Regions from separate parts of the Homo sapiens genome. Here region 2 is linked to region 1. A link is an interaction called in ENCODE POLR2A ChIA-PET data of the cell type or tissue named here. Cell type or tissue: PC-3. All regions are shown on one strand. Each heading gives the region's core, and the rest is flanking DNA. Links, peaks and the distances in the headings are about the cores only. Region 1 overlaps LINC02343 (long intergenic non-protein coding RNA 2343). Region 2 has its middle 67 kb from the start of LINC02343.

Region 1 (11,713 bases), core at 1,562-9,561:
AAAAAAAAAAAAAAAGAAAAAGAGAGAGAGAAAGAAAGACAGAAGAAAGAAAGAAAGGGAGAGAGAAAGAGAAAGAAAAGAGAGAAAGAAAAAGGAAGAAAGAAAGAAAGAAAAAGAAAGAAAGAAAGAAAGAAGAAAGAAAGAGAGAAAGAAAGGACAAATTTGGCTTCAGCCTCATCTCACCTTCCTCCCTTCAGCTGTTTCCTACCTTTCAGATTTCCTCCCAAAGACCTACCTCTCAAAGCAGGGCACCCACAGTCACTCCACACCCACCACCTACTGCTCCATCAGAGCCTGCACCCCGAGGTCTCTCTGTGATCATAGGACCTGCCCCTGCTCAGAGCTGCCCCTCACAGATGCTCAGGATGGGCACAATTTGCCCAACTACTTCACATGACTATGGGACTAGCCCATCACATACCATCACCCTGCCAGGAGCTTAGACCGTCGAAACAGGTTGGTTTTACACAAAGAGGTGTTAACATAAGAGTATTTGTTAACGTATTACATAAGCTGAGGAAGTATCCCAGGGCCTGACACACTTGAGGTGACCACCCCTATAGAGTAGACCATATTGTGGATATATTGCACTGCAGTGATGCACAGATTTCCAAACACCAAGAGAGAGAGATCAATTAGAGTCGTTTTTTCAGCTCCTAATTCCCTATCAAATGGCAGGTCGTTTAGGGCAGATTGGTTTTCCAGAACTCTGTCCTCTGTATCAGCTCCCCTGAGATGACTCAACTCTCCATGGTTTCTTTACTTATGAAATTACACACGTCTTTTTTAAAAGAAACAAAGGTTGGATGTGTTTTCCCTGCCTCCTATGGTTGTGCCAAGGGCCTCTGCTAGAAGGAAGAAAAGACAGACAGAGCAGGCCTGGACAGCAGTTGTCACCTGGACACATGGATGATTGGTCATTGGGGACTGATTATTGAATATATAAAATAAAAATCTGGCTGAGTATAACTTTTGTTTTAGGCAAAAATATGAACTTCTTTATTTACCAAAATATTTAAGTCATAAAAAAACCAGACTTTTTGCATTAAATGCAGTGATTAATGTTCTGTCCTCCTCTAAGTCAGCACAATGAATGACTACATTTGCTTCTTGAATGTAGGAGCCCCCCAGTCCTGTTGACTCCCATCTCTTTCTTCCCCACCTCTAGGACCTAGAGCAGGACTTTGAGGACAAAAGGTGTTCAATAAGTGGTCTTATTAAAAGTCAGTTTACCAAAACTCCTACTTTCTTCTCTAAAAGCCACTAAATATATCCAAGGGTGGAAAGAAACTGCAGATAACCAACGACAAGGCCTTTTTTTCCCTCTTAAGTGTGGTCTTTGGACCAAAACCAATTGTGAATCAAAACCAAGCACATTTCTGACTCCCACTACAGATGAGGTAGATAATGTCAGCTGGGAGCAGGTGGGAAGGGTCGCAGCCCAGCACTGTCATCTGAGCCCGTTACTCCAATGAGCCTGTTAGAATGCTACAATCCAGCATCTTAGAAGGCTGCATATCCTTGCAGATAGGGGAGGAACAAAAAAGAATAAAAGGGGCCATATGGAGCCAGGAGCTTGCCCCCTGGATCAGCAGTTCAGGATGGGCATGAGAGCACTCTGGGTGCCTGGAAAATAGGCTGTGCCTGGCAGTCAGGGAGCACCCTAAAGGAGGACTGAACTGCTGAAGCACAAGACAGACGCAGGAGGCAGCAGGCAAGGCCCTGGAGAGGAAGCCACTAAGTCACCAGGAACCCTCAGTGTTGAATCAGCAACTGCAGTTCCTTAGAACATTCCAGAAGTGTCCTTCTCTCTCTAAGACGAAAGATACCTCCCACCCACCTCCACACTCTCCCTAAGTTTCAAGGCTCTCTCTGTTATTGTGTGGATGATAAATTTGGCATTAAATGAAAGTACTGTTATTAGATGTGTATTGAGCACTCATGTTCCTGCCTTATCCTTCTTTCATTATTTATGAAAGATGAGGAAAGCTCCAACCTGTCTCTCTGAGATAAGAAGGGTGAGATAAGAGGTGGGAGATCTCAAACAAGAGCCTGGTCAGCCACAGCCACGGCAGTGACAAGATGCTCCAGAGGAAAGTGGAACCCAGGGCTCTGGACTACATCAGCATCACTGCCCACCTGAGGCTCTCCTATCAGCCCTGTGATGGTTAATACTGTCAACTTGGTTGGATCAAAAGATGCAAAGTATTGTTCCTGGGTGTGTCTGTGAGGGTGTTGCCAAAGGAGATTAACATTTGAATTAGTGGATTGGGAGAGGCAGACCCATGTTTAATCTGGTTGGGCACTATCTAATCAGCTGCCAGCATGGCCAGAATAAAGCAGGCAGGAGAAGATGGAAGAGCAGACCCACTGAGTCTTCTGGCTTTCACCTTTCTTTCCATGCTGGATGCTTCCTGCCTTCAAACATCAGACTCCAAGGTCTTGAGCTTTTGGACTTACACCAGTGGTTTGCCAGGGGCTCTTGGGCATTCAGCCACAGACTAAAAGGCTGACCTGTTGGTTTCCCTACTTTTGAGGTTCTGGGATTTGGACTGGCTTCCTTGCTTCTCAGCTTGCAGACAGCCTATTGTGGGACCTCACCTTGTGAATGTGTGAGTCAATACTCCTTAATAAACTCCCCTTCATATATACATCTATCCTATTAGTTCTGTCCTTCAACAAAACCCTAATACAAGCCCCACCCTGGAATTTGTTTTACAAAGGAGATATCTTTCCTTACAGTCTTCTCCTGCTTGGTTATTGGTCTAGTGTGGATATTTGCCTTCTTGTGTTTTTGAGACATGATCAAATGACTGGATGGATAATGTGTGTGTATTTTTATTGATGAGGAACCTCACACATAAGAAAAGAAACCTGATAAAGTCAAGCCAGGAAAAGCGCAGAACATGGCATTTGCTCCTAAAGAAGGCCCTCATGAAGTAGCTTTAAACAAACTTTGCTTCCTTCAAGAAACCACCTTCTCTAGAGAATACCTGTTGGAGAGATTAAGTATCACTTGCCCCATGAATTTCAGCGTGATTCATTCGGCAAGCATTACTGAGTGCCTGTTATGTGCAGGGCTCTCTACTAGGCATGGGTAGACAGTGAGTGAAACTAGACACAGTCTTTGCCTCCCAATTTTAAGAAAATGCCTCCTGATTGGTAAAAATCTGGAGACCTCTCCTCCTTTGGCCCCTGGAAGGGAATATGATATTCCTAATAAAGACATTGTCTTTCCTATGAGACACTTCATAATTTGCTCAGGAGGGGAGCTCAGATTTACACTAGAAGAGAAACTGTGAGGTCTCCAGTGAGTTTGGGGTAACTGTGAAATGAATCATTGCCAGTTGGTCTGTGGGAAGATCAATTCCCATACAAAGCACCAAACAGAAATTCTGGAGCCAACTGACATCTGCACTTTATTCCTCCTCTCAGTAGCATCACCATTCAAGTGGCTGTTACACTTTTTATTCTCCACCTGCTTTTGGTGATTTTACTGAAGGTGAACAAGCTTGAGGAACCACCTGAAGAAAGAAGGAAACCTGCCCTTCTGAGCTAGTCTTTTAGATAGCAGCACTGAGCAGCGCAGATTGACGGGATCAAAGCTGTTGGGGTCAACTGCAACTACTGGTTCTGCTGTTGTCTGGTCTATTCACTCACCCCTTCTAGACTAATTTCTGGAGACTTTAGCAACTCGTTTTTCAACAAAATGCAGATGACTTCATTTTACTTTGCCTTAAGCTTTATATAACCTAATACTTAATATGCGCTGAGTAATTCTACTGTACCCCATCAAAAAGCAGTCTGCAAACATCCCAGAATATCACGTCACTTTGACTTGGATCATAATAACCTATTAACCCTCTTACTGAAATCTCAGTTTTGTGAAAACTTGTATTCTAGAACCCTGTTGAAAGCTACAGAGTTGACCCAAATACCCTCAGCAAGGCTTTTTATATTTTATATTTGGCTTTCAATAGCTGGAAATGCCACAGCTTCACTTCAGGTTGGTTTTAGGGTTGTTTAGCTGCTGTCCTTTCCTCTAACACCTAACTCATTATCTTAAAAGCCTAGAAGAGTTAAATCATAAAGTCTGATTGTTCAGGGCACCTTAAATGGTCAGAGTACGGAGCTTTCAGCAAAACCTTGGGGATTTTTCCAATAGCAGCCAACCATAGCTGTACAAACACATTGTAATGAAACTTGACTGTGTCTTGCTGTCAAACAAGTATATGTAGGTATAGCACTGAAAAACTTGTTTGAAAGTCTATGTCCCTGGGGCTCTTGGAGGAAGGCTGTCTTCTTTTGCTGCCTATACTTCGGGGAACTGAAGTCAAAAGCACAAAACAACATAGTCAGTTTGTCTCTGGGAATGCCTAGCCCAGTGCAGTGTTGCCTTGTTACAAGTTCCTATGACATTTACCATTCCCTCGTGACAAGGGGCCCTCACCTTCATTGTAGGACATCCCTCTACTGACTCATAAGGTATAATATTAGAAACCTTTTCTGCTGGGTTTCTCATGCCTATAATTCCAGCACTTTCAGAGGCCAAGGCAGGAGTATCTCTTGAGCCCAAGAGTTAGACACTAGCCTGGGCAACATGTGAGACCCCATCTTTACTAAAGAAATAAAGAAATAAAAATTAGCCAGGTGGGGCAGCACATGCCTGTGGTCCCAGCTTCTCAGGAGGCAGAGGTGGGAGGATTGTTTGAGCCTGGGCTGTCAAGGCTGCCATGAGCTGTGATCATGCCACTGCACCCCAGCCTGGGTGACAAAGCAAGACTCTGTCAAAAAAAAAAAAAAAAAAGGTCAAAAGAAACCACTTTCTGATATAATACAGACATTTTATTTTCCTGTGAGACCCTTATTTCTGCTGATTCTATAAGATCATTTGAAACAGGTTTGCCCCACTCTGGAGTTTACTTCTTCATATCCATGTTTCCTTTACAGAACCAGAATTATCTTTCTTTTCTTTCAGGAACAAGTTTCTTTGACACACTGTTTTATTTCAAGCTTCTCATTTTTATTCAGTTACTACTTTCATTTGTTTATTCATTCTTTCAGTAAGTGTTTGTTGAAGGTCTGCTAGAAGCCAAAAATCATTCTCGGGCCAAAGATATGGTAGTGAAAAAGACAGACAAGATCCCTGTTCTCATACAGTTTATAGCTTAGGGGATAATAATAGCTAGAATCATTGAGTGCTAAAGACTTTACACTCATTACCTCCTTTAATTCACACACAGTCATATGAGGGAAGCATTAATATCCTTATTTTACAGGTGAGAAAAGTGAAATTCTAAATAGCATGCCCAAGGGACCCCAGCAATCAGGAAGGAATCCGCAACTGAATTTGGATCCACTCACCTCTGCTAGTTATCAAGATCCAAGCAGGGGACCCGGCGTTGCCTGTACCCCACCATCCAAAACTCCTGCTCACACATGTGCCTTTCCCCTTTCCTTTGGCATTACTATCACACATCTCAATTGCCTTTCTTGATTGTCTCAGAGTCTCCCCAGTAATTCCCACTTATACAGAGCAACGGCTATATCTATATTCATGGTTACTTTCAACACATGATTACCAAATGGGAAAACATCTGTAACATAACAGGTTTCCTTTCTGTCTTAATTATGGGCCTAGCAATCAGAGGAACTTTAATATTTAATATCTAAGCAAAATACTTAATGATTACAAAGTGATGTTCCACTTTTGATGTAAAATCAGAGCTGAAGTGAACTCTAAGAAAATCAACTCTATTTGCCTGACACAGAGGCAGGCCAGAGGCTGGAAGAAAGAAGGCATTTAAACTCATTAGAGCTGACCTATATAACCAACTTGGGTCTCAGCTCTGGTTTTTGCTTTGCTTTTGGTTCATGAATTATACAGGCAATTTAACTCATGAAGATAAATGAGGCTTTTCATTGTCAATACCCCTCCACACCCCATGACGCAGATAAGCTGATAAACAGGCTGCTAATTTTATTAACATTTTGCAATGTATGATTCAGTGTTGTTCACTGTAAAAACCAAGCTTCCTTACTTTAAATATTTACCTTCTTGCCCCATTGTGCTTTGCCTCCAGTAAGAGTTGGAGTACTGCCAATATTGTTCTCCCTGTGATAGGTGACAGATTTCAATAATTATCAGAGTATATCACTAAGAGATCTTTTTTTACATTAAAATGAAATACCAGGACTGCCTAACAGATGACAGTTTGAAACTAAGGGGGAACAATTTCTATTTGTAATAAATTATCTTAAAGATCCCTGCCTATGAGTATTTATAGAGGGTCACTAAGAGTAGCTTGACTTTGCCAAACCTGTTTTAAAAGGAGCCACCCCCAAAATTTAATAGCATTTGTGTTTTGCTGGTGTCATCACCGTGTATGGGAGGAAGATTTTGAGATGTCTGGTTAGGCCCTGGAGGATTTGCTCTGCACAGCAGAAAACAATGGAGCCAAAAAAGCGAGCTCTCCCCCCAAAACAATGTCAAATAAATGATGATGACCCCCAGGTTTCCTGGGTGAGAGAAGCTAGAAGGTCAGGGACTGACAAGGCAGCTTCAGATAAAGAGTTGGAACAAAAAGTATGAATAACGTCGGGCTTTAAGAACACATTTTCACATGCCGCTGGCATGCTTTATGTGTTTGTGCACAGCCCTGATGGCTTTACTACTAGGAAACTTATTTACATTTTACCGGGTATCAGGAGACCTGGTTCAGAATATTAGTTTTTTTACCTAACTAGCTAGGTGACCTTCGGCTAAGAAATTAACTTGAGTATGTTTCCTACCATTTCCCAGAGAGAGCTGTTTTAAGGATAAGGTACAATGTGACATAGTGTTTGGCCCACGGAAGTGCCAGTTTGTAGCTTTTTTCTTTACTTACAATTTATTATTGTTGTTCTTATTGCCACTGTCACTTATTTTGGGAGTTAAAGTCATTTATATTATTTTTTTCCAAATAAGGACTATATTCCCCTGGCCCATCTGGCATTAGGCTTGGCCATGTGATTTCTTTGAGCCAATGAAATGTAACTGAAAGTGATGCATGTCGCTTTAGAGTAGAAGTTCTGAGGTCATGCTGCAGTGCTGCCGTTACTCTTTTTCTGCTGCCACAAAGACAGCACATCCCAGATAGGAGGTTCTTTCCATCAGAATACCAGAATGAAGAGTACATACAGAAAAGAGCCATGGTTGACCTGCACCTGACATGTAAAACAACTTAGAACAAAAACCTGTATTGTAAGTCACTAAGAGTTGTTTGTAACTGCAGCAGAACCAAGAATAACTTGGCTCTGATACACCTAATACATACCCTTGATTTACAGGGTTGGGGTAATTTGGAAAGGCAAAGATTTCAGCTATGATCCCACCTGCCTTTAGAGGTTCTACTCCAAGCCTCCCATAGTATTAATATTCGGCGGTTCAGAATCTTGAGGAGGCCATTGTGGCAAAACAATGGAATACCTTCACAAGTTATTTTTATTTCTCAATCACTTCTAATCATCTCCAGCTCACCCCACACTAAAACCCTCATCTATGTTTGCATAGAGCATCTAACTAGAACATCTTCAAGTGCAAAGAGGAATGGATACTAAAAATCCTTAAGACATACTGTTGGGGAAACAATGCCTACGATATAGAAAGAATCTTAAGAAACATGTCTGGCAAATATATAGGAGCAGAAAAAAAAGGGCATTTTCCTCCAGTGAGAAATCTGTGAGGCTTTGTTGAGCCGCCACTGTTCTAAGAGTTGTAGAGAATACAAATGTGATTAAGGTACATGCCCTGTCCTCCACGAGGTTATGGGTGAAGGAAAATAAGATAGTGCACAAATAACCAAAATTCCAAGTGACCGTGATAAGTCCTATAGAAAGATACAAACTGCTATGTGATCACAGAGGAGCAAGGGAGGACCTCCGGCTGAGGTTGGAGAAGGCTCCTAGAAGCAGCTGATCATCGTCCTGTACTTCTGCAGGCTAGATAGCACTTCCGTTATCAGGTATTGGGGTGGAGGAGAATTCCAGGGGAAGAGAACGGCAGAATAAAAGTATAAACAGAAAAAATAAAGTTATTTTCAGGAAATGGTGATCAATTGTTTGATTAGGCAGAGGGTTCATGAGGAAGTAGTGGGAAGCAAGGTTATGACTTGGCTGTGTTAATGCTAAGGTGGGGAAGGCACTGAAAAAACTAAGAAGGGGCAAAGACTTTCTGGGAAGCAATTCTGTGTCCTTGAACAGGGAATGACTCACCTGAACTGCATTCATTCCAAGTTTTACTTAAACAAGAGAATCAAATGCCTTGGCTAAATAGCAAGAATTAGAAGATCTAGTCAAGATGATGGCCCAAGCCCATGTGTTTTACTCCCTCTCTTCCCCAAAATTCCACTAAAATGTCAGTAGTAAAGAAGTACAAGAGGCTGGGCACGGTGGATCACACCTGTAATGCAGCACTTTGGGAGACCCAGGTGGGTGGATTGCTTGAGACCAGTCTGCACAAGATGGTGAAACCCCATCTTTACCAAGAATACAAAAGATTAGCCGAGCATGGTGGCATGCACCTGTGGTCCCAGCTACTCCCAGATACTTGGGAGGCTGACGTGGGAGAATCACTTTAACCTAGAAGGCAGAGGTTGCAGTGAGCTGAGATCGAGCCACTGCACTCCATCCTGGGTGACAGGGTGACTCCATCTCAAAAAAAAAAAAAAAAAAGAAAGAAAGAAAGAAAAGAAAAATGACAAAAGGACAAGAGTAGTACAGGGAATCTATCAACCAGACAGAGATTTTGATAAATTTCTGGAAGATGGCCAGTTGGTAAGATTACATTTATCGATAAGAAAGCATGCAGAAAGTCTCCACTCAGCATCAGAGGTAGTAGCCACTCTTCCCAGTCAGCTCAGCATATTTTTGAAGCTACAAACTGGTAAGTGAAGATGGCAGTGGGCAGCCAGGCAGGGGTCTAGGGGTAACTGAAGGTCTGTCTGTGAAGCAATATCCCACCCCCACCTCTGTTTTCTCAAGCCCCTAACAGCGGTGGAATTTATCACCAGGATAAGACTGGGAACTGATCTATAAAAAGGTTGTTATCTATCAAGGAAGGGCTAGGGGTACTAGCCTGTGGGTTGCTAAGACCCTCTTCATTTCAGAGGAGTAGAATGTAAATACAATTGTTGCTCTGTATCCCAAGCTTGCACAGCTGTGGATTCAACCAACCCTGAATGGAAAATATTTGAAGAAAAAAAAATGGATGGTTGCATCTTTACTGAACATTTAAAAAAATTCCTTTTTCTTGCCATTATCCCCTAAACAATACAGTATAACAACTATTTACAAATGATTTACATTGTATTATAATAATTTAGTGATGATTTAGAGTATACAGAGGATTTACGTAGGTTATAAGCAAACACTATGCTATATTTTATCAGGGACTTGAGTATCCATGGATTTTGGGATCCCAAGGAGGTCCTGGAACTTCCAGGGATATCAAGGGATAACTACACTGGAAACTTTAACAGTGTGAAAGTAATGGAACTGCTATCAGAAGGAATGAATGGAACCATAATTTCCTCTCCTAAGTCGTATCTGCACATACTGTCTAAAGTTGACAGAATAAGACAGGTTGGAGTATGTTTTTTAGACGTATACAGGTAACCAAAATAAGATCCAAACTTTTTTTTTTTTTGAGACAGAGTCTCTCTCTGTCACCCAGGCAGGAGTGCGGTGGTGTGATCTCGGCTCATTGCAAACTCCACCTCCCGAGTTCACACCATTCCCAGGTTCACACAATTCTCCTGCCTCAGCCTCCTGAGTAGCTGGGACTACAGGTGCCCGCCACCGCACCCGGCTAATTTTTTGTATTTTGTTTTAGTAGAGATGGGGTTTCACCATGTTAACCAGGATGGTCTCAATCTCCTGACCTTGTGATCCGCCTGCCTCAGCCTCCCAAAGTGCTGGGATTACAGGTGTGAGCCACTGGGCCCAGCCAGTAAGATCCAAACTTTATAGCACAACTAAGAAAAAGTGAGAAGTGGAAAATGAAATGAAGAGAAGATTAAGTATGCCGAATTCCTCATCTTTCATAATGAGAATTTACTGAATATATTTACATTTTTTAAAGTACAAGAAGTGTTGCTGTAATCATGTAATTTATATATATGGAGGTAGCCACTAGAAGAATAAAACCAGATAAGATTAAATACTGTGGCTTCTGGAGAATAAAGCTTGAGTGGAGTAGGGGACTGTAGAGGTTGAGAGAAAATATTTTTATTTTATTGTATCCTAATCCGTTTGAATTCTTTTTAATGGTTAAATATTTACTATTGAAATTTAGAAGTAGGAAGAAAGAGCATTTGAATTTCACTTCAATGCTCAATTGACAGCATTACTAATGAGTTCTTTGTTGACCCCAAGACTTCTTAAGAAAACTACAAGTATCATGGGTCTACTATGGATTTTTCTTCCTTCTCATGTTTATGGCTCAGCCCCAACAGATATTTCTGATTCCCTTGCCTGACAGAATTTTCTTCCCTTAGAAACAAAAGTGTTTTTTTTTTCTTTTCTACTGTGTGAGCCCTATACTTGGGCATACACATGTCAATTTAATTAGCAGTGTCTAGTTTTACAGTTCCCAGGAGCAACTGGGCCCAACATTATCACATGAGCTCTAGGTATTTTGGACCAGTTCAAAAGAGTCTAAAGAAAATGGCAGCTATTCGGTGTTAAACATGTAGCTGCATATAAAAATTACTATAGATTTTTAAAAAATGTTATCAGGTTAATTTAAACATACCTAATTGCTTTAATTTTTCTTAGCCTGTTTTACTGTATACTGAAATTTGCATGAGAGGGCTATGAGGAAAGATTTAAATGAAGTTATTTTTCTAGTAAGATTTCAAGCAGGCAGATGTTTTCCCCAAGGAGCTGTTCAAACAGAACATGCAGAAGAGCATCCCGAGAGCCAGAAAGAGAGTACATCTTCAGCTATCAAATTTTTGCATCATTTTTAAGCTGCATCATTGTCTGTTTGAATTTCCAATGTATCATTTTTGAACCAGTGAAATTAACCTTTGTCCAGTGATATGATAAGTTTTCCACTGAAGAGATCCGGAACACTCTAAATGTTTACTCTGAAAATTCTCCTGAGAATATCATAGTTTTAAAAGAGGTTAATTTATGCAGATAGGAGCTACTCAATTAGGCTCATGCTCAGAACAGTCTTCACTGACAAGAGCCGCCTACCATCTGTGAAGTCAACTATTTCCATTTCCAGTGATCCCAAGTTCATCCTTGTAGCTGCTGAGATTGAAATTCTCAGTCAATCATAAATATCATCTGTTCTGTTCCCCCTGTCCTACTCTGGCGTTCACTTAGGTCATGAATTTTTTTTTCTTTTCTAATCAACAGATTTCAAAGAAACACCACCAAAAAGGATGTGTAAATAATTTTATTTTCATGGCTGGTGGCTTTGCAACAACCACTAGCTCATTCTGGGGGTCCAGAAGGCTGCTCATTTTTTATTCTCTAGAAAGAACCCGGTGGCAGTTGGAATAGAATATTAACAGTTCAGGGAGGACTGTGGGAGGATCTCATTTTCCTTACCCTTCTCTGAATCAGGAGTCACTTAAGCAGACCTGCAGAGAATCACCACCTCAATTCTAGAATATCTGACCTTATCAGGGGTCAGAGATCCCATAGCCACTCGCAGTTAATT
Region 2 (11,713 bases), core at 1,150-9,149, 190 kb before region 1:
AAAATACAAAAAAATTAGGGCTGGGCTTAGTGGTTCACACCTGTAATCCCAGCACTTTGGGAGGCCGAGGTGGGCAGATCAGCTGAAGTCAGGAGACCAGCCTGGCCAACATGGCGAAACCCAGTCTCCATTAAAAATAGAAAAATTAGCCAGATGTGGTGGCATGCACCTGTAATCCCAGTTACTCTGGAGGCTGGGGCAGGATAATCGCTTGGATCCGGGAGGCAGAGGTTGCAGTGAGCCAAGATTGTGCCACTGCACTTCAGCCTGGGCGACAGAGCAAAACTTGGTCAAAAAAAAAAAAAACAAAAAAAAACAGAAAAAAATTAGCCAGGTGTGGCAGCAGGTGCCTGTGATCCCAGGTACTCAGGAGGCTGAGGCAGGATAATCGTTTGAATGGTGGAGGCAGAGATTGCAGTGAGCCGAGATCTTGCCACTGCACTCCAGCCTGGGTGACAAAATGAGAAAATGAAAGAAAGAAAAGAAAAAAGAAAGAAAGAGAAGGAAAGAAAGAAAGAAAGAAAGAAAGAAAGAAAGAAAGAAAGAAAGAAAGAAAGAAAGAAAAGAAAGGAAGAAAGAAAGAGAAAGAAAGAAAACAGTGAAAGAACTGAGCTTCCCATGAGACAACGTAAGAGCACAGTATGAGAGTGTGGAGTCTGAGGCGGAAAGACTGTGAGGACATGACCTGGGAATTCTCAGAAATCGTGGGAAGGAGTTTGGGATTTTAACAGCCCTGGATAATTATCCAGATCCTCAATGCCACAATAACAAAGACTGCATTTTGTAATCTTAACATTTTTATTATTCTTGTTTTTCATTTGGTGTGCACTTTTTTTTTTTTGCATCTAAATAATATTCTTTACCTTGAAAAGTACAAACTGGCAAGGGCAAACATTTACGCAGGAAATATTTCCTGCAGAGCATTTTATGATCCACTTACATTACTAGATGCATTTTCCATTTTTCTATATAAAGATTTCATTTAGCACCCTAAGCCTACTTCCATTTCTTAATACTCCCCCGTGTTTAATGCTTGGCCTCCTTAGCTCATTGGTTGGCTGTGGTTTGTTTTGTTTTGTTTTAACAAATTGGAACCCAAGTCCTAGATCCTAGTGCTTGCAGTTTGATGCCATAGTGGCCTCATACTGTGGGGTGGAGTGAATGCTTATTGGCTTTCCATCAAGCTACAGTTAGCCACCAACCCCCATACACACCCCAACTGATTACCTAGGAGGGTGTAAACTCTGAGGTTAATTAGACACCATTCACCTGGGAATAATTACCAAGTCAGGTGACCTTATAAACAATTCACAACCTTCATTCATTGGTGGGACTCAAAATGCACTATTTGGTTTCTCATAGGTTAATTCAGTCCCTTGATTCTTAAAATCCTTCATGGTTAGTTTGTAAATTAATCAAACTTCAAGGTCACTTTCCATTTATCTTTGTTGATTTCATAGAATATTTGATTACCTGAAGTTGTTCAAAGACCTAAAAAGACTTATGAATACTAGGTGTTTTGAATAAGATAATAATGGCAAAGAAAGGTGCAATTTCTGTAGGGAAAAAAGCCATAGTCATACATTTTTTAATAAAAAAAAATTTGTTTTTTAATTGAAGAAAAAGAGTGACTATCCCAGAATTAAAAAGGCCTTGAAAGAGCCTAGCCAAACCTGAACTGTCAGAATAGTTCTCAAGCAGACTTTGTTTAATTTATAAGTTTGTAAATTATATCGCTGCCCCTGCCTTTTCTTTCAAGGCCACAGTCAATGCCTATAAGATAAGAATCATAAGTTCCCACAGAGAATCACAAGCAACCAGAGACCTTTGGGGATCTCTTTCCTTTCTGAGGCCAGAGTCTCTGTGTGCTTAAGGGAGGGGACAGGACGGGTTTGTGGAGCCGCCAGAGGTAGCCTCTTGCTTGCTATATTTCACCTGACATGTTGTAGATGTAAAACCATAACTGTTCCTCCTCCAGTAAGACAGTCCATTTGCTCAGTTTCTAACAAATATATTTTCCCACTTTGTAGCATTTATCATCCTTATTCCACAATGTTTTATAATAATTGTACCCCAGGCTGTATAGATAACCTGAATAAAATATGTTAGTTTGACAATCTTTAAAATTATGACTTTCAGATGACACATGTGTGTGCACATATCCTAGCATCTTACAGAAATAGGCCTCGATGCAGAGAAGCAAAGTGTCTGAATGGGACAAAAAGGAACTTTTGACTTTAATTTCTTTATACACTGGTTCTTGCTCAGAGTGCTACATGTGTACACATAGGCCACTGGGCAGTACAGAATTCTCTTTTCTGGTCCTCCAGACATAATGAGGCTTGCCTGAGTTCTAGAATGAAGACAGTTATGACCACATTTACCCATTCATTTAGTTTTCATTCAGTTCTTCATGGCATATTTATTGAGCACTTACTTTGTGTCAGGCAGGATGGAAAGTACAGGGGACATAGAAAAGATCATGGAGGATGAGAAGGATAAGGCATCTTCCGTAGCAGAGTTTACATGTCTATATAGGAGTCAGACAATTCAAAAGTGTGGAAATAAATAGCCAAGAATAATTAAGCTTATAGTAAGGAGTAAGAAAGAGAGTTCTAAGGCAAAGGGTATCTTGGATGGGTGGAGGGTCAGAAAAAGCCTTTCCAAAGAAATGGTATTAAAGCTGAGACCTGAAGAATTAAAGAAATAAAGGAGCCAGTCACACAATTCTAACATATATTAGTAGCAGAACTCTTTTTAAAAATGAAATCATTAGTAGAATACCACTCAAAAGCAAGTAAAATAGACTTGCTCTGATGGAAGCTATTTAGGGCTTCTGCTCTGCTCACTCAGCCTCTCTTAACCAAACCCAAGGAGGCCCTGGATATTCTTGGAGACCTTTTTCTAGTATCAGGATGAGCTGTCTCAATAAATAATCCTCAAAAAATAATCCAGGGCTTCGTGGAACGTGGTTTGAAAACCACTGGCCTGGGTGAAGCCAGTAGGAAATTGCTTTATGCTGTCCTGCCCTGATAATCAGATACAAAGATAAGTACCTTTCACTCAGCAGTTGAGCCTGCGTTCAGCACCGACACAGATTTTAATCTTTCCCTTTTATGTCCTGAAAGTTTAGATACACAAAGCACCATTGCTATGTTCTTTGTCTAAAGCTTCAGTGATCAGTAACCTAGCTAAAATGCTTTGGATACTTTAATTAACATGAGATCATTAATGATAATAATAAATGCCTCTTAATTGTATCTAAATATAGTAAGCCTTAGTTAAATACTGAGAGGATAAGCACTTCCCTTGGACATCTCCTTTTGGACATAGTGGAAGAGGGCTTCACTTCCATACCCTCTGCCGTTTGTTTAATCATTCCCATTTTGCACTGCATAAGGCAAACATAAGCAATTTGTACTTTTGAGTAGTCAACATGTTTTCTTTTCTTATTTTAATTTCATTAACATACGCCAAAGAACGAAATACTTCAAAAATATAGTACTTAATTTAGGCTGGTTGTTGTTTTTGTTAATTTGTTATGGCAGGAGTATCCAAGCATAAAGAAAGGATAATTTAATCAATTCACTCACACAAGGTTTAAGAAGCAGTATTTGTCTTTGTGAACTATCTAGCCAATTACCTTACACTGCCATTTAAATAGTGATTCACAAACAAACATCTAGATTTTTCTTATGGAATCCAGCCAAACTACATTTCCTTTGCACTGAAAAATTTTTAAAGTCATGAATGATTAAAGTCCATCAACTACGTGATAACTAAGGATGCACAATTTTTCTTCAGGATCACTGGAATTTAAATAAGACAGACTGCTTTAGTAAACCGATTATAAAAAGATCATAAAAAGCATCTCCTTTCAAATGTCATAAAGAGCTAATGTTCCCCTGGTGAAATCCAAATAAATGTAAGCTATTTTCAGCTTTGATCTCTGGTTTTATTTTACTAGAACTCTATTTTAGAAGTTTGTGCCTAGCATTTTTAGCACCAAGTTGCCAGTCACTATATCATATCTGCAACATAGAAGAGAATGCAGTGAATTGAATCACTATCCCACTTGATAAATACTCAAGGTCAAAGAGACTTAGGAAGGGAAAATAGTGTGTAGTGGGTTGTTAGAAAGAAATGGAAGAATAAAACAGACTTTTAATAAGCAGGAGATGCAGGAATGTATTAATAGATATATTCCAGTTCATCTCTTGATTTATACCTCTATCATTCTGGTCAATGAAATTCAATGATTAGAGGAGGTCAAAGTGCCTGACTGAGTTTATATTTGGACTTCACCATTTAAAAGTTCTATGACCTTGGAAAAATTCCCTTAATTTCTTTAAGCTTCTTTTTTATCATCTATAAAATGGTCATTAGACAGTCTACATCACAACACTTTTGTGAGAATTAAGTCACATAATTCTACTTAGAGTACTGTATCAGTTCATTCTCACACTGTTACAAAGACACACCTGAGACTAGGTAATTTATAAAGAAAACAGGTTTAATTGGCTTATAGTTCTACAGGTTGTTCAGGCTTCTGCTTCTGGGGAGGCCTCAAAAAACTTACAATCATGGTGGAAGGCAAGGGGGAAGCAGTCACATCTTCACATGGCTGGCGGGAGAGAAAGAGTGAATGGGGAAGTGCTCACACTTTCAAACAACCAGATCTTGTGAGAACTCTATCATAAGACAGCACTATGGGGATGGTGCTAAACCATTAGAAACCACCCCCATGATTCAATCATCTCCCACCAGGCCCCTCCTCCAACACTGGGGATTACAATTGGACATGAGATTTGGGTGGGGACACAGAGCCAAACCATATCAAGTACTTAGCACCACATAATAATCTGTCTTAATGTATGCTTACTGTTATTATAAAACAATCATGAAGGTTTATTATATGACAGCTACTGGCATAAGACAGGTTCTGGGGATACAGAAATGAGTAAAAAAGTCTATGTTTTCAAAGGATTGCCAATTTCAAAGCATCTGGAGCACTACATAGGATGGGATAACAGGTATCCCCAGCCATGCCAAAATCCTATTTGGAGATTCACACCCTCTCCACCATCCCTGTGGTGTTTTCAGGGGACACAGAAATGACCTGGAAGCTGAACATCAGCTGGACTGGTAACATTTATTTTCTTGTCATGTAAGCTGCTGCATCTTTCATCTGAAGTTTACTCTTCTAATTTAGAAGTTTTATTTGGGGTGGAACCTCACAGGGAAGTAAATTAAGCATTTTTGTTGTTGTTGTTTTGCTATGTTGGATTGACAAACTGACAAACTGACACAGGGGGTGTAATAGCACCTTTCCTATTCTCCTTCTTATTTATTCTCTCCCATTTCCTTCTAAGAAGGACATTTTATTGATCCTTTCCCTGAAAATCTTGGACACTGTGATGGTTGTTACAGGATGGTTTTAGGCAGCTGGGGTCCCAGAGGTTGAGTCATGCTTTGCAGTGTAGAGTTTAAGACTGACCCTCCTTTAGGTCTTTCTTCAAGTTTCTGACAAAAACGTCCACCTGATAGTTCTTCCTGCCTTGGTTACATTTTCAAAGATATTGATTTGTCTCAATAAACAATCCACCAAAATTAATAGATTTGATCAGGCAAATGGGAAGTGACTGATAGTCAAAATCCATCTTTTCCCTGTTATCATGAGGTTGCCCTATAAAGACCCAGAGTTAAGTGAATTCCTCTCTCGAGGGCTTCCATTCTTCTGGTCATTTCTGGCTGTGGCCTGCTGCTCCTGCAGGGTCCTGGAACTTGCTCATGCCTCACTTCTTGGAGCTTTGCCTATTCTCTTCCTTATGGCAATGTAGATATGGAAATCAGTCTTTTCCTCATTTCCCTCAAAAATTACTCATCCAAGATATTTTGTGTATTGCCAATTTTACTAAAGATTTAGGATACAAACTTGAATTGAGCTACAGAAATGCAAAAAAAAAAATCAGTGTTAGTCTTCCCTTTAAAAAAGATTTCCTGATTGTTTACACTAAATGGGTTGTAGGATGTGGCCATATTAGTTGGCTTGCTCTCTCCTTTCTGTTTTGTAAACCTGCAAAAATATACACTCATGTCATTTATTATTCAGGCAATGCAACTTTCTTAAATCCTACCAGCAAAGTAGTATTTTGCCCTTAAGTCTCAGCGTTGTGCTCTGCTAAACAATAGATCATCTATACTCGGTGGGGAAAAGAACAATATAAAGATTTATTTGTCATTTGATAAGAATTATGTCACCCTCTTCTTTGAAAGTAGAAGCAGCTCTAGTCAGTTTGGATTTTTAATATTGTCCCCCTTTTTAACACTTAGTGTTCAGCGGCTATTATTTTGAACTAATTTTGAGCCTCAAGAAAATGTTAACTCATTTATGGATTTTACAATTGATTGTCCACAGTATTGGGTAGTTGAAAAAAAACTACGTTTATTCCTAAATAAATAAATATAATCTCAGTTCAATGCTTTGTTTCTGTTTTTGTTTTTAGTAGACTTGCTGGAGTCCAATTCTAGATCCTCTGCACATTAGATGTCCAATCTGGGATAAGATATTTATCCTCTGAGAGATTCAGTTTCCATATCATTGATGAGGATATTAGTAACACCTGGGTTTGTCATGACGATTAAATGAAGTAACATACCTGGGTGGCGTAGATGTTCAACACACTAAGAGATGAATAACACACAAGACTTTAGAGTTGTGATCTGCATTGTGCCAGTGAGGTAGCCTGTGTTAGCTCTTGGTGTTTCTCCACCTCCAAAGCACTGACAGCTACACCAACAATCTACATGTAAGCAGAAGAGCCTTAGGAATCTTCTGGAAAATGGCTCCTTTCCACTAAAATGAGATGCAATTAAGTGGAAAGTTCAGTTCACCTAGGAGTTCACTCACAGAGATTTCCTTCTCACAGAGATTTTCACCATCCTCACAATTCAGAATATTTCTTATAACCATACTGCCTGAGAACCCTTCACGTGGACTCACTTGCTCAGATACAAATGAACAAAAACCAGAAACTTTTCCCAACTCTCCTACTGCACTCACTTTGCAGCAGGCAATGGTGACACATTCAGTCCCTATCCCCAATTTGACCATTGTTCCCTAATTTTCATTTTCCCAATGAGAGCCCATCACCCTTCTCATCAACTCCTGTTTCAAACTTAAGTGGCATGTTATTCTAAGAAACTCCAAAAGGAACTTTTGAGACTTCAGTGCCCAGGTCAGGACAGATGTCCTATTAAGTTAAAACTTACAATTCCTGGTCTACCTCAATAGAATTACATAATCTTTCATTAATTCACCAGGAAAATGCATCAGCAGAGCTCATTAATTTCTAAAGTTAAATTCACAGGGGGAAAAATTTAAGGTACAGTTTGCTCATGAATTTCTAATGACCTCTATTATTTATGTAAGAAGAGAAATAGGATCAGGTGGCAAGTAAGCATTTTTGTAGAAACGATAGGATTGGGATATAATTCCCTATGAAATCCAACTAAAAATTCCAAAGATAGAAAACTCCTAGAGTTAAGAATTATTGTTTTGAGGGTTCCTTTGGAGTTAATTTCCAATTTTATTCCACTGTTGTCTGAGAGAGTACTTGATATAATTTCAGTTTTCTTAAATTTATTGAGACTTGTTTTGTGACCTATCATATGGTCTATCTTGGTGAAAGTTCCATGTGCTGATGAAAAAAATGTATATTTTTCAGCTGTTGGGTAGAATGTCCTGTAAATATCTGTTATATCCATTTGTTCCTGGGTATAGTTCAAGACCATTGTTTCTTTTTTGAATTTCTGTCTTGATGATCTGTCTAGTGCTGTCAGTGGAGTATTGAAGTCCCCCACTATTATTGTGTTGCCAGCTCTCTCATTTCTTAGGTCTAGTAATAATTGATTTATAAATTTATATATATATATATATATATATATATATATATATATATATATTTATTTAGGATTGTGATATTTTCCTTTTAGATTGTTCCTTTTATCATTACATAATGTCCCTCTTTGTATTTTTAAAATTATTGTTGCCTTAAAGTCTGTTTTGTCTGATACAAGAACAGCTATTCCTAATCACTTTTGGTTTTCATTTGCATAGAATATCATTTTCTACTTCTTTACCTTAAGTTTATGTGAGTCCTTATGCATTAGGTGAGTCTCTTAAAGACAGCAGATACTTGGTTGGTGGATTTTTATCCATTCTGCCATTCTGTAACTTTTAAGTGGAGCATTTAGGCCATTTACATTCAACATTAGTATTGAGATGTGAGGTACTGTTTTATTCATCATGCTAGTTGTTGCCTGAATACCTTGGTTTTTTAAATTTTGTGTTACCATTTTATAGGCTTTGTGAGATTTATGTTTTAGGGTGGCCCTATTTTGGTGTATGCTGAGGTTTTGTTTCAAGATTTAGAGCTCCTTTTAGCATTTCTTGTAGTGCTGGCTTCGTAGTGGCAAATTCTCTCAGCATTTATTTGTCTGAAAGACTTTGTATCTTCTTGATTTATGAAGCTTAGTTTTGCTGGATATAAAATTTTGAGCTGGCAATTATTTTGTTTGAGGAGACTAAAGACAGAGCCCCAATCCCTTCTAGCTTGTAGGGTTTCTGCTGAGAAATCTGCTGTTAATCTAAGAGGTTTTCTTTTATAGGTTACCTGATGGTTTTACCTCACAGCTCTTAAGATTATTTTCTTCCTCTTGACTTTAGATAACCTGATGACTATGTGCCTGGGTGATGATCTTTTTTGTGTTGGATTGCTCAAGCGGTCTTTGAGCTTCTTGTATTTGGATGTCTAGCTCTCCAGCAAGGCCAGGGAAGTTTTCCTTGATTATTCCCTCAAACATGTTTTCCAAATTTTTAGATTTATCTTCTTCCTTAGGAATACCAATTAGTCTTAAGTATGGCTGTCTAACATGATCCCAAATTTATTGGAGGCTTCATTCATTATTTGATTCTTTTTTCTTTGTCTTTGTCAGATTGGGTTAATTCGAATGCCTTGTCTTTGAGCTCTGAAGTTCTTTCTTCTACTTGTTTCATTCTATTGCTGAAACTTTCAGTGCATCTTGTATTTCTCTAAGTGTGTTGTTAATTTCCAAAAATTGTGATTGTTTTATTTTTATGATATTTATTTCTCTGGAGCATTTTTCAGCTATATTCACCAAAGCAAGACTAAGCAAAAAGAACAAATCTGGAGGCATCACATTACCTGACTTCAAACTATACTACAAGGCTATAGTTACCAAAACAGCATGATACTGGTATAAAACTAAGCAAATAAACCAATGGAACAGAATAGAAACCCAAAAATATAGCCAAATACTTACAGCCAACTGATCTTCAACAAAGCAAACAAAAACATGAGGTGGAGAAAGAATATCCTATTTAACAAATGGTGCTGGGATAATTGGCAAGCCACATGTAGAAGAATGTAGCTGGATCCCCATCTCTCACCTTATACAAAAATCAACTCAAGATATCAAAGACTTAAATCTAAGACGTGAAACCATAAAATTTCTAGAGGATAACTTTGGAAAAACTCTTCTAGACATTGGCTTAGGTAAAGAGTTCATGACTAAGAACCCAAAAGCAAATGCAATGAAAACAAAGACAAATAGATTGGACCTGATTAAACTAAAAAGTTTCTGCACAGCAAAAGAAATACTAAGCAGAGTAAACAGACAACCCACAGAGTGGGAGAAAATCTTCACAAACTATGCCTCTAACAAAGGACTAATATCCAGAATCTACAAGGAACTTAAACAAATCATGAAAAAAACAATCCTATCAAACAAGAAAAAAAAATCCTATAAAAAAATGGGCTAAGAACATGAATAGACAATTCTCAAAAGAAGATATACAAATGGCCAACAAACATATGAAAAAATGTGCAACATCACTAATTATCAGAGAAATGCAAATCAAAACCACAATGAGATATCACCTTACTCCCGCAAGAATGACCATAATTTTAAAATAAAAATAAAAAAAAACCAGATGTTGCTGTGGATGCAGTGAAAAGGGGACACTTTTACACTGCTGCTGGGAATGTAAACTAGTACAACCACTATGGAAAACAGTATGGAGATTCCTTAAAGAAGTAAATATAACTGCCATTTTACCCAGCAATCCCACTACTGGGTATCTACTCAAAGGAAAAGAAGTTATAATAAGAAAAAGACACTCGCACGCACAAGTTAATAGCAGCACAATTCATAATTGCAAAAATATGGAACCAACCTACATGCCCATCAACCAATGATTGGATAAAAATGTGATATATATATATATATATATATATATATATATATATATATAAAATATATATATATTTACATACACACACACATATATACATATATATGCACACACATATATACAGTGATATATACAGTAGTATTCATATATATACATATATATATATATATAATGGAATACTACTCGGCCATAAAAAGGAACAACATATTGTCATTTGCAGCAACCTGGAGGGAGTTGGAGACCATTATTCTAAGTGAAGTAACTTAGGAATGGAAAAGCAAATACATGTTCTCACTTATAAGTAGGGGCTAAGCTATGAGGATGCAAAGGCATAAGAATAGTATAATGGACTTTGGGGACTTGGGGAGTAGGAGAAAAGTTAGGAGGGGGTGAAGGATAAAAGACTACACATTGGGTACAGTTTACACTGCCTGGGTGATGGGTACACCAAAATCTCTGAATTCACCACTAAAGAACTTTTCCATGCAACCAAAACCACTTGTTCCCCTAAAACTAGTAAAGTTTTTCAAGAAGAATTATCACCCTCTACTCTTCTAGGTAGGAGTGTGACAAACACTTGACATAAAACCTGCATACATGACTTCTCTTTTTCATTTAAATGGTTCAGAGTTTTAAAGAATGTTTGAAAATATGTATCATGCAGGATATAAGGGATTCAAACATCTGACTTATGTGTGTCTTTTTCTTCATTCAAAATGTGAAGGACTTGAATTTGAAAATGAAAGGTGAAGTCAAATTTTTCAACCATACACAGGTGAATAGTCAATGTGTTAAAGTGATTTCATTTCCACTAATTATGATAGAAAAATATGCTTGTATTACATTTGAGAAATTAGGTTAAGCAAGGTAAATATTTGGGGCTGTGAAGGTTGAAATGGAAGTCAATCTGTGAGTCTGAAGAATACCAACACTTGAATATCTTTTAATAAAAGTTATTATGTATTGGGCATTTACTATGTGGTAGGTTTATTAAGATAACTACCTTTAATCCTCTCAAATAGCCTTGAACAAGGTAAATATGACATTTGAGCTACCAGTACTCTACCAGAGTTACAAAGTCAAATTTTGGAACCCACAGCTCTCTGTCCAGAATCCAAAATGCCTTTAAGTGGAGCAGTTGCATTCTTTAAACATATTTACCATATGACCTATCACATATTTATAGTTGAGGTCTCTGACTTCAGTTTTCATTTTGAATAATGTTGAAGATCACCATAAGTCAAGTCTTTTTTGATTCTGCTCTATTTAGTGAAATTGCTATTTTTAAATTAAAATTTCAAATTACTTAAATGAAAGCAAGAAAGTCATATATGTAGATCTTATGTCAAGTGTTTGTCACACCTGATCATGAAGATCTAAGCAGACTTTTCTAGACAAATTTTACTTTAAACAATGTCCTACCCTGTTGTTATCCCT

The links. Peaks named below come from ENCODE experiments on the same cell type or tissue, not always from the same donor. Only the 100,000 strongest peaks of a DNase experiment are listed, where the experiment ranks them.
Region 2: POLR2A ChIA-PET joins it to region 1 with 12 read pairs; 2 of 35 experiments call an interaction of 5 or more read pairs at or near these places.

The regions. Positions count from the first base shown.
Region 1 is chr13:34,463,450-34,475,162 of GRCh38, forward strand. All of the region lies in intron 2 of LINC02343 (long intergenic non-protein coding RNA 2343), which reads left to right. All of the region lies in intron 2 of LINC00457 (long intergenic non-protein coding RNA 457), which reads right to left. Among named protein-coding and RNA genes, the nearest start is that of LINC02343, 120 kb to the left of the region's middle. In PC-3, for the core only: a CTCF peak has its summit at 3,668; DNase peaks (open chromatin) are centred at 5,982 and 6,332; H3K27ac peaks cover 4,120 bases.
Region 2 is chr13:34,275,105-34,286,817 of GRCh38, forward strand. No RefSeq gene overlaps it. Among named protein-coding and RNA genes, the nearest start is that of LINC02343, 67 kb to the right of the region's middle. In PC-3, for the core only: no CTCF peak of the experiment used is centred there; no DNase peak of the experiment used is centred there.